2 separate regions of the Homo sapiens genome follow, and region 1 is linked to region 2. Evidence: chromatin contacts called from ENCODE Hi-C or POLR2A ChIA-PET data. All regions are on one chromosome and are shown on one strand. The core of a region is the stretch at or near the end of the contact, and the rest is flanking DNA. Distances in the headings are between cores, read along the strand shown.

Evidence for each region. A loop is a pair of places that touch in the nucleus more often than their neighbours do. ChIA-PET counts read pairs that join two places held with the same protein, here RNA polymerase II (POLR2A). Pooled maps may share reads with other maps.
Region 1: a map of mammary epithelial cell shows a loop between it and region 2 (2.2-fold over the local background). The contact joins two enhancer-like sites. A Hi-C loop is called at or near these places in 2 of 168 maps with a recorded cell type or tissue (PC-3 and mammary epithelial cell), 2 of 37 single-sample maps with no recorded cell type and 5 of 50 pooled maps. POLR2A ChIA-PET finds 5 or more read pairs at or near these places in 3 of 52 experiments (GM10248, WTC11 and activated CD4-positive, alpha-beta T cell).

What each region holds. Positions count from the first base shown.
Region 1 is chr12:1,543,096-1,548,783 of GRCh38, forward strand. No RefSeq gene overlaps it. Among named protein-coding and RNA genes, the nearest start is that of LINC00942, 45 kb to the left of the region's middle. Within about 2 kb of position 3,101, at least 2 of the 41 ENCODE cell types and tissues checked have a DNase peak (open chromatin) inside an H3K27ac peak, as active enhancers do.
Region 2 is chr12:1,281,695-1,287,814 of GRCh38, forward strand. The region is part of intron 14 of ERC1 (ELKS/RAB6-interacting/CAST family member 1); the gene reads left to right. Among named protein-coding and RNA genes, the nearest start is that of LINC00942, 220 kb to the right of the region's middle. Within about 2 kb of position 1,462, at least 10 of the 41 ENCODE cell types and tissues checked have a DNase peak (open chromatin) inside an H3K27ac peak, as active enhancers do.

The DNA.
Region 1 (5,688 bases), core at 1,851-4,350, 260 kb after region 2:
TTCTTTTTTTTTTTTTTTTTTTTTTGAGACAGGATCTTGCTCTGTCACCCAGGCCATAGTGCATTGGTGCAGTCATGGCTCACTGCAGCCTCAAAACTCTGGACCTCAAGCGATCCTCTGCTCTCAGCCTTCTGAGCAGCTGGGACTATAGGTGTACGCCACCATGCCTGGCTAATTTTTATTTCTTTATTATTATTATTATTATTATTTTGAGTTGGAGTCTCGCTCCAACTTAGTTTTTTCTTATGCTAACATTTTACATAACCATAGTACAATGATCAACAACAGGAAATTAACATTGTTACAGTATTGTTAATTAATTTACAGACCTTCATCCAATTTCATCAGTTTTTCCCTAATGTCTTTTTCTGGCCCCAAATTCAATCCAGTATCTCACATTAAATTTAATCATCATGTCTTCTTAATCTCCTCCAGTGTGACAATGCCTTAGTGTTACTTTTGTCTTTTATTACCTTGACTGTTTTTTTTTTTTTCAAGACAGAGTCTCCCTCTGTCGCCCAGGCAGAAGTGCAGTGGCGTGATCTTGGCTCACTGCAACCTCCGCCTCCCGGATTCAAGCGATTCTCCTGCCTCGGCCTCCCGAGTAGCTGGGACTACAGGTGTGCGCCACCACACCAAGCTAATTTTTGTTATTTTTAGTAGAGACTGGGTTTCACCATGTTGGCCAGGCTGGCCTTGAGCTCCTGACCTCGGGTGATCTACCGTGCCCAGCTGACATTTTTGCAGATACATTTATAAGATGTTCCTCCCTCAATTTGGGCTTGTCTGATGTTTTTTCATGATTAGAATGTATTTATACAGTTCTGGCAAGAATCTCACATGAGTGGATATTGTATCCTTCTCAGTGCATCATATCAAGGAGTGCGTGATGTTGAGATTACTGGTGATATTAACTTTTGATCATTTAATGTAATTTTTGATATGGTTTTGTCTACCATGTGGCTGTTTGATTTCCATTCATGCCCCTCCCCACCACACCTTTTTTATGGTGGTGGTTCCAGGGCTAACTACATGCATCCTTAACTTTCAGCGTTTATTTAGAATCAACATTGTACCTTTTCCCAGGCCACACGTCACTGATGTAATAAACTTAGTATATTCCGTTTACCTCCCCCCACTTAGCTGATTGTCATATTTTAAAAGATATGTCTGACAATCTACCAAATGCTTACTTTTGCTTTAGTCTGTTGTCTCTTAGTAAATTATGAAAGGACTGGAAAGTATTTTATATTTACCTGCTTATTTGCCATTTCAGGTGCTTGTTATTCTCTTCTGTGGATCCAAGTTTCCAGCCTGATGGGGATTCTATATGTAGCATTTCTGGTAGTGCACATCTGCTGATAACTAATTATCTCAACTTTCATTTATCTGAGAACGTCTTTATTTCCTCCTTGTTTTTGAAAGCTATTTTTGCAGGATATAAACTTTCTTTTTTCTTTCAGCACTTTAAAAGTGTTATTTCAAAACTCTAGTTTTTGGGCTGGGCACGGTGGCTCATGCCTGTAATCCCAGCACTTTGGGAAGCTGAGGTGGGTGGCTCGTGTGAGCCCAGGAGTTTGAGATCAGCCTGGGTAACATGGTGAAATCTCATCTCTATTTAAAAAAAAAAAAAATTAGGCTGGGCACAGTGGCTCACGCCTGTAATCCCAGCACTTTGGGAGGCTGAGGCGGGCGGATTACGAGGTCAAGAGATCAAGAACATCCTGGCTATGGTGAAACCTCGTCTCTACTAAAAATGCAAAAAATTAGCCGGGCGCGGTGGCGGGCGCCTGTAGTCCCAGCTACTTGGGAGGCTGAGGCAGGAGAATGGCGTGAACCCAGGAGGTGGAGCTTGCAGTGAGCTGAGATGTCGCCACTGCACTCCAGCCTGGGCGACAAAGCGAAACTCCATCTCAAAAAAGAAAAAGGTAGAAAATACTATAAATCATCACTAACTGATATCACTGGGGTTTCAGGAGCTCACAAACCTGAGGACTTTCCTTTGGGACAGATGACTTGTGTATCAAAGCCCCGTCTGACAATTGGCTTGTTGAATCTGAGCACTGGCTAAGTGAGACACCTACTGGTTAGACCTCAGGGATTTTAGGGATATTCAAATTCCATGGTAATTTGAGTTTATGCCCATAGTATCGTTTCACAATTTTAGAAGTTTAGGGGGAAGTGAAAGTCCTCCAAAAATAAAAGCAAACTTTTTGGAATGGAAGGAAATATTTATCATTATACGTTGTGACAGCTCTGCTGTCCTCCCAAAATACTGCATGGTGTGTGTCTTTTAAGGAAATGTGATTAGCAAGACCCCATCTCCACAAGAAAGTTAAAAAAAAATTAACCGGGTGCAGTGGCTCACACATGTAATTCCAGCACTTTCAGAGGCTGAGGCAAGAGGATGGCTTGAAGCCAGGAGGTCGAGGCTGCAGGGAGCTATGATTGTGCCACTGCACTCCAGCCTACGTGACAGAGCAAGACCATCTTATAAATAAATAGAGAAGAATGGAAATTAATTTAGTTTTGTATTTCATGATACCTCATAAAATAATTGGAGCTAATCAGGAATAATACAAACTTCTAATTGAACATTACTATTTTGTTAAACAACCTGAAACGCATTTCTAGGAGTCACATGTCAACGGCACACCTGTTGAGGGCTCCATCTCCATGCATGGCTGCCCTTTTTTTTTTTTTTTTTTTTGAGACGGATTCTCGCCCTGTCCTCCAGGCTGGAGTGCAGTGGCGCAATCTTGGCTCACTGCAACCTCTGCCTCCCAGATTCAAGGAATTCTCCTGCCTCAGCCTCCCAAGTAGCTGGGACTACAGGCGCACGCCACCACGCCCGACTAATTTTTTGTATTTTTAGTAGAGACGGGGTTTCATCTTGTTAGCCAGGATGGTCTTGATCTCCTGACCTCATGATCCGCCCGACTCGGCCTCCCAAAGTGCTGGGATTACAGGCATGAGCCACTGCACTTGGCCCTGGCTGCCCTTTCAATCAGCCAGCAACCTTGGAGTCTATGGGAAGAATTTTGCAAGAGCAGGTAATAAGATGATAATGCTTTGTGTGTGTGCATGACTCGAGCAAATCGCTTTCTCCTGCCATTTGCCCGCTGGCGTGGCGGTAAGAATGCTTTGAGCTTGGATTTAAGATGAGGTAGACAGGTCTTGACTTGAGAAGATGTGGATTTGAGATCCAGTGGTCTGACCTGAGGTTCACACTTGGCTTTTGTGAGTAGCAGTTTCTTTGGGGGCTAATGTGTGCTCTGCCGTCTCACTGAGGCGCTGTGAGGATCAAACGAAGGGATACGCGTGAGAGTGTCTTGAACGCTGCACCCATTCCCACAAACCTGAAGCGTCACGGACATGCTGCTAGGTTTATTTTCCACCGGGTCACCCGCCCTGACTGCCCCTACTGGGACGGGCAGCTGGAGAAGCGGGAGGCCTGAGAGAAGGACAAGGGAGCGTCCCACTTCGGGACGTTCGCAAGGTCTCCAAACTGATGGGCTGTGTAGCCCCCAGCTTGTTTCTGTCCAGTGCTGTTGACTGAGCATTCTGCCTCACATGCAGCTTCCACTGGATGGCTTCCGTGGCCTCAGGAGCTCTATGAATCCCGTGTTCTTAACTTGCTGTCATTTCAGAACTGCGGGGGCTTGTCAGTGTTTCGGCATGGTGGATCCATTTAATCCTCACGGAGTTTCTCCTTGGCTGTGTCCCTGGGGACAGATTTTCTGTCAGCCACCCTGTATTAAACATGCATACAGACCTCAGGTTCAGGATGTAGGAGGGTACGTGAGGTGAAGTGAATTAAACGAATTCCTGTGGAGAGCTGTTTGCCCTCCAACGTACTCTGCACTTTCTTCAGAGGCGATCTTTCTTCAGGGGAGAAAGAAAAGCCCTTTTTAGGACAGATAACTGGGCAATGTGGCTCACACCCATGCCACAGCTTAGTGTGTAAGATTGAGCTTGTACTGTGTTTGCTTGTTACAGCAGAAGTCAAATCGGTCTCCTGAAATGCAGCTGGTGCCGCTCAGCAATGCATCGCCTTGTCAGGGTCCTGCAGCAACGGTGCTTACCTGTTACAGTCGTGATGGAAGCTTTTGTTTCCACAAACCAGTAAATTCTCCAGTCTCCCTCACAGAGACCCTGAACACTGCGGTGGAGAGGAGACTCGGGTGTCCGACACTGGATCTGAGCCTCTGCCGTCCGCCCTCTGTCCTCTGGTGCACCTTGCTTTAAGCATCCATGTGGTTAACTCCTTGGCGGTCACACCGATGTGGTTTTACCGTGAGGGTGTTCATGCGTGGGGGGCTGAAGACTCATGTCCTTCTGTTCATGTTGGTGCTGCAGAGCTGGCTGAGGCACCACGGGTGGGGATGTGAGGAGGCCGTGCAGCCCAGGGGTGGCTCGTGAGTTTAAGGCTTCCCAGGTGTGCTTGCTGCTAGCAATGAGGGGCCACCCACTGGGGTGACTGTTAGCCACCTCTATCCAGGGTACTGCAGTCATTCTTCTTTCCACTTCCTTTTACCTTTTTGTCTATCCTCTTCAATGTGGCAGGCACAAAGTTAGCTACTAAAAATGCAAAAGGTGCCGTAAGAAGAAGGGCGCTTTTGGTAGAGAGGATTTAATCCAAGAAAGATTTTCTTACTCTTTATTCTGTGGCAAGATTCTAAAACATGACTGAGGCACGGTCTTTGCCTTTCAGGAGTTTATATTCTAAGAGGAAAGTTTAAAATTACACACAGTACTATATTACAAGGCAGAACCATTTTGGAACTCTAAGACCCTGGGAAAGTTGCTGAACTTCTCTGAGTTTCAACTTCCTCATCCTTAAAGGGGCCATGAAAATTCACCTCAAAGCATTATTATGAAGTTGCTTAAGATGGAATAAGAATGTTTTTCTTTCAACTGATGTGTATCGTCTTTTCAGATGGCCACTATGTTATTGGGACATAAGTACTTATTAAGTTGTTTGTATTTCACTGCTTAATAAATGAGACTACTAGGTATTTCTTTTGGCCTAGAGACTATGTGAAAGTTACCACAATGCTAAAGACAACATGAACCAAGTTCATTGACTGTAAGATGCCTTTAGTCTATACTTTACTTTTATTTTCTATATCACGAAGAAAGAATAACAGTGCCAATTCCCTATAAATTAATGCCTTTAAGAGAGTACTTTCAAACATGTGAGTTAGCCATGCCAGCCTCTCCTGGTCTGCACTTTCTTTCGTCTGTGCTGGAGGACTTGTCCATTTCTCTTGCCTCCAGACATATTGTTTGGCCTGTGATATGGTTTGGCTCTGCATCCCCACCCATAACTCACACTGAATTGTAATTCCCAATGTTGGAGGTGGGACCTGGTGGGAGGTGATTAGATCAATAGGGGTGGTTTCTAATGGTTTGGCACCATCCCTCTAGTGCTGTCTCGTGATAGAGTTCTCACAAGATCTGATTGTTTGGAAGTGCGTGTCACCTCTCCACCCCCTCTCCTGCTTGCCATGTGAAGATGTGCTCGCTTCCCCTTTGCCTTCTGCCATGATTGTAAGTTTCCTGAGGCCTTCCCAGAAGCATAAGCCTGTACAGCCCGCAGAACTGTGAGCCAGTTAAACCTCTTTTCTTTATAAATTACCCAGTCTCAGCCGGGCATGGTGGCTCACGCCTGTAATCCCAGCACTT
Region 2 (6,120 bases), core at 212-2,711:
CAAAGCATGATGTAGGCTGACTTAAAAATAGAAAAAATGAAATAATATTCTGCTGAAAAGATAGTTTGTTTTCAGGGCATTAATTCAGGTATTTATTTTTTAGTTTTGATGCTGTGCTGTCAAAGTCACCTAAATAGAATTGGCAGTGATGAAACACTGGCCCGTCTTAGCCTCTTTCTAACATCAGTGACGCAAGATACTGAGGGTCATAGCAGCAGGGGGATGTTTGCTTTGAAAATGTGCATCCACATTTTATTGTGTCTTATTTTTCAAACCCTACTTAGGAGTGATGAGTGCTTATTACGGGATTTATCTTCCTAAGCCTTCTGAGTTGATTTTTTTTTTAAATAAAAGGAAAATTGAGATGGCTTGAAAAAGAAGCATTTCTTTCACACTGATACGTTTCCACTCTCTTTTAAAAAGAGTGGGAATGGGAACACTCCCCAGAGTGACTCATGAGATACCATTGTGGGTGATTTTGGTAAACACTGATACATGGTAGCAAAGCAGCGCTCAGTGTGTACAGCAGGATGGAGTCGGACTACTCAGCTTGGAATCCTAGCTTTGCTTTCTCTGTATGACCTCGGACAAGGCACTTAAACCCACTAACCCTGTTTCTTTTGCCATAAAAATGAGGATAATAATACTTTATACCCACCATATAGGATCATTTTGAGGCTTTAATGAGACAATACATCTAAAGCACTTAGAACAGTGTACTTCAAAGTAGACAAATAATGTAAGTAATTATTATTGCAATAACTATAGTTATTCCATAGTTATAAAATACTGTACTGCCGGTATATATCTTGTCAAAGAATTACCATGAGTTGGCAAAAAGAACGTATTGGAAAAAAGAGATTTCTAGTGTAAATGATAGCCTAAAGCTCTCTTGGGAAATGTAAATTCAAATTTTCATTAGCAATAGTTGTGAGATCCTCTAAAGGAATTTCCTAGGAAAGGATGATAGAATTTATGTATGTAGGTATATGTGTATATATGTTTTCACTAATACTTCAAAAATGCTCCTCCACTCAAGAGCTTGTTACCTTTTTTTCTTCATAATTATAAAACAGTAGGTTTTAATCTGGAACTTTGTTCTAGTCAGGGAAACCAGTGGACTTCTCAAGTGACAATCTGGCTTGCATGGTGACTGCTGAACCTCTGGATAATCTTTTTGTACCACTCCCTTTTTCTTCTAATTGTTTTCTTCTTGTGGAGACTTACGCCTTTTACTCTCCCAAGAGAGTATAACAAGATTTTCCATACGCATCTTGGAAACTACAAAAAGTGTTTTTCTCCTGGTTGTGGAACAGAAGAAGGTGGGAAACTTGAAGAAGCGGGCTTTGCCAGCCTCTGAAGCCCCCTGTTGTGCTGCTTTCTTAAGGAAAATAGGTCTGTGGTAAAGTCATAATTTGTTCCCTTCTTATTCTGAGCAAAAGTTTATTAGCTTGTGATTTAAGCAAACCATCTGGTCCTGCTGGCACTGCACACTGTCAGGCCCCGTGCTTTCTGCTTATTATGTTACTGAAGGCAGTTACATATTTGAGTCCCAGCTCTGGCCTGAGCTTTTCTGTGTTTTAAAACGTCTGCTTTTGAAAATTGTGCTGTGACCTGGAGTATATTTTTAAAGTGTGGATAAATTCTTCATTGTTTAGTATAGGATTTATCTCTTCTTTTCTTCTACTCATCGGTCTTTACCCTCGTTTCTCTGGCTGTACCCAATACTGTACAACTGCTCAGTGGTAGGCATGAAATGGAACCAAGTGATTCTAGCTGGAAGTGTTCTCCTGGATTGTGGAAACATAGCAGAAAATGAAGTAATTAAATTTGACTTTGAAACTGTTTCCCTGGCTTAGAGCCAGAGAGCAAATCAGATGATTGATTGGAAATACCAGGAATGTATGGTACCATTCTTGCCTTGAATACTAAAATGCTTTAGAACTTACTTGGATATATGTATAATCTGAGGCAGAAATACTTTGAGGGTCTCACACTCAAATGGATGGGAAAATTAAGCAATCTTTAAGAAAATGATTTTACTAACAGATAAAAATCTGAAAGGTAGAGATTTTTAAATTTTTTAACAATATGTAATAGTTGTACGTATTTATGGGGTACATGTGATATTTTGATATATGTGTACAATGTGTAATGATCAAATCTGGGTAACTGGGGTATCCATCACTTCTAACATCTATTATTTCCTTGTGTTGCAACATTCCAAATCTTCTAGCTATTTTGAAATTCACAATAAATGATTTAACTATAGTCTCCCTACTGTGCTATTGAACACTACAACTTACTCCTTCTATCTAACTGTATTTTTGTACCCATTAACCAACCTCCCTTCATCCCCCTCTCCCTCCTACCCTTCCCAGCCTCTGGTAACCACCATTCTGTTCACTATCTCCATGAAATCAAATTTCTTCTAGCTCCCACGTGTGAGTGAGAACAAGCAACATCTGTCTTTCCGTGCCTGGCTTGTTTCACTTAACATAATGTTCTCCAGTTCCATTCATGTTGCTGCAAATGACAGGATTTCATTCTTTTTATGGCTGAATAGTATTCGTGTGTGTGTGTGTGTGTGTGTGTGTGTGTGTGTGTGTGTGTGTATACATACCACATTTTATCCATTCATCCACTGATGGACACTTAGGTTGATTCCGTATTTTGGCTATTGTGAACAGTGCCACAGTAAACATGGGAGTGCAAATATCTATTTGATATACTGATTTCCTTTCTTTTGGATATATACCTAGTAGTGGGATTGCTGGATCATGAGAGAGTTCTATTTTTAGTTGTTTAAGGAAACACCATACTATTTTCCATAGTTGCTGTACTAATTTACATTCTCACTAACAGTGTATGAGTGCTCTCCCTTCTCTGCATCCTTGCCAGCATTTGTTATTTTCTGCTTTCTTGGTAATAGCCATTTTAACTGGGATGAGATAGTATCTCATTGTGGGGTTTTTTTAGGAGTGGTTTGAGGGAGAGACAGTGTCTTGTTCTGTTACCCAGGCTGGAGCGCAGTGGTGTGATCATAGCTCACTGCAGCTGCAAACTCCTGGGCTCAAGCAACCCTCCAGAATGGCCGAGACTACAGGTGTGCACTATCGTGCCTGGCTAATTTTTTGTAGAGATGAAGTCTCACTCTGTGGCCTAGGCTGGCCTCAAACCCCTTCCTCCTGCCTTGGCCTCCTGGAATTACAGGCATGAGCCACCACTCCCAGCTTCACTGTGGTTTTGGTTTGCGTTTCTTTGATGATTAGTGATGTCAAACATTTTTCATATAACTTTTGGCTTTATTTTTATGTCTTCTTTTGAGAAATGTCTATAGAGATCTTTTGCTCATATTTTAATCGAATTTTTTTTTGTTTGCTTTGGAAGTAAGAGTTTTGAATGAAGGGTAAAATGTGTCCTTAAACATGACAGACTTGATGCTGGGGAAGTAACTTTCACAGAAACAATTGAAGATAGTCAATAAAATTGCATTTATATCTTGGCAAAAAGGTAAGAAATTCTCAGGTCAGGGGATGAACAGGTAGGGAATTCAAAAATAAGTACTTGATAATTATTGAACATTGGGTTTTATATCTTCATAGGATAAAAGAAAAGATCAAGGCAGCCCAAGATAGTCAAGTGGGAAACCAAATCCCTGTCACTCTTTTATAAAACAAATCCACAAAGCCCAAAATTCATTCTTTGAAAACACCAAGAAAGTCAGCTGGTCTTTGGTGAGACTAAAAGAAAAAAGAAAAATGGCACAATGAACAATATTTATTTTAGAATGATAGAGGGTTCACAACTACTAGTCTTGTAGGTGCTAGAAAGATATAAAGATATCTTTGCCAGCACATTTGAAAATTTAGACTAAATGACCAAATGCCAGGAAAAATTGAACTTAGCAAAGCCAGCTAAATATGAAAAAGAAAACCTGAGAAAAATGAGGCAGTAATAAAAATTTTTCCTACAAATTTCAAGCCCAGAGATTTATATTGGTAACTTTTGGCAAATATACAAGGAGCAAATAATTTCAATCTTACAGACACAATTTGGAAATATAAAAGAGAGGGAACAATCACTCAACAACATATTTAATAAGGTTCACATAACTTTATATCAAAACTTTACAAGTTAATACAGGAAAAGAAAAGCTTAGGCCTGTCTCAATCCTGAACATGTAGAAAAATTCCTAAACATAATCAGACCAATCCAAAATTAGTGTACACAAAAAAGAAAAATGTGCATGAGCAAGTTTTATTCCAAGAGTTCAAGGTTGGCTTAACAGTAGAAAACTACTGTAATCCTGGCTAGGCGTGGTTAATTTTTTGTAGAGATGGAGTCCCAGCACTTTGGGAGGCCAAGGCAGGTGGATCACTTGAAGTCAGGAGTTCAAGACCAGCCTGGCCAACGTGGCAAAACCCCGTCTCTACTAAAAACACAAAAATTAACCAGACGTGGTGGTGCATACCTGTAATCTCAGCTACTTGGGAAGCTGAGGCAGGAGAATTGCTTGAACTGGGGAGATGGAGGTTGCAGTGAGCTGAGATCACTCCACTGCACTCCAGCCTGGGCAACAGGGCAAGACTCCATCTCAAAAAAAAAAAAAAAAAAGAAAACTAATTACTATAATCCATCACAGTAAAAGATGATAGAAGAAAAGTTAAGTGTTCATCTCAAGAAATGCAGAAAATTTAACATTCATTTATAATTTTCAAAAATTCTTAACTACCTAGCAATACAAGGGAATTTCCTTAACTTAATAAAGGGTATCTATTAAAAATTACACTACTTGTAGATAAAACTTATAAAGGATTCTTTTTAAAGATAGGAATAAAATAGAATGCATGCTATCACCATGTCTGTACAGCGTTGTAGTAGTCATTCTAGATTATGCAGCATGGCAAGTGAAAGAAGTGAATATTATAAGAATTACAAGAAAAGAAAGAAAACTACCATATTTGTCTATATAGTAAACTTCAAAATCTGTCAGTAAGAGCATTTAAGAAGACTGCTAGATACAGATTCAATTTCCGTAATCTGCACTGAACAGAAAATTTACATTTTTTGTAAAAACGATACTGTTTACTAGAAAATTAAGCATATAAAGTACCTAGGAATAAATATTATTAGGATGTTTAACATTTTAATGAGAAAAATTATTAAACTTTATGAAAGATATTAAAGTTCTAAAAATATATCTAGTTCATTACGTGTTCTAGAACAGTACCTGGCATATGATAAAATCTAAATATTTTTGCAGAAGTTCAAGAATAGCTAAGATGCTCTTGAAGAGAACAAGCTGAGACTTATTAGATATCAAGCCTTATAAAGTGATAATAATTAAGATAATGAATGTAGTATTGGTACAGGACTAGGCAAAAGAGTGGATCATAATAGAAAGTGCAGAAATATCCATGCTTGTGAGTATACTTGATATATATCAAAGGTTAAGATAGAATAGATTTTTAAATAAATGGTACTGCACATTGGCTATCCATATGGGGAAAAATGAAATCAGACCCCTGCCTCATACCATATACAAAAATGAATTCCAGATGGATTAAGGACTAAACATGAAAAGCAATACTTTAAAACTCTTACAAAGTTTATCAATCAGATATTGTATAACGAACAACCACAAAATATCAGTAGCATATTGTGATGGTTAACTTTATATGTTGACTTGACTGGCTACGGGGTGCCCGGATACTTGCTCCGACAGTATTCTGGGTGTTTCTGTGAGGGTATTTGGGGATGAGACTAACATTTAAGTCAGCAAAATTGAGTATAGTGGATTGCCCTCCCTGATGTGGGTGGGCCTTATCCAGTCAGTTAAAGGCCTGAGTAGAACAAAACTCTGATCTTTCCCAAGTGAGAGAGAATTCCCTCTGCCTGACTGCCTTCGAACTGGGACATTAGCTTTTCCTTGCATTCATTCAGACTCAGACTGAAACCCTGGCTCTTCCTGGGTCTGGAGCCTGCTCGCCTTCAGACTGGAGCTATACCATTGGCTCTCCTGGCTTTTCAAGCCTTTGGATTTGGGTTGGAACTATGCCACTGGCTTTCCTGGGTCTCCAGCTTGCCAGTTCACCCTATAGATCTTGTGATTCATGA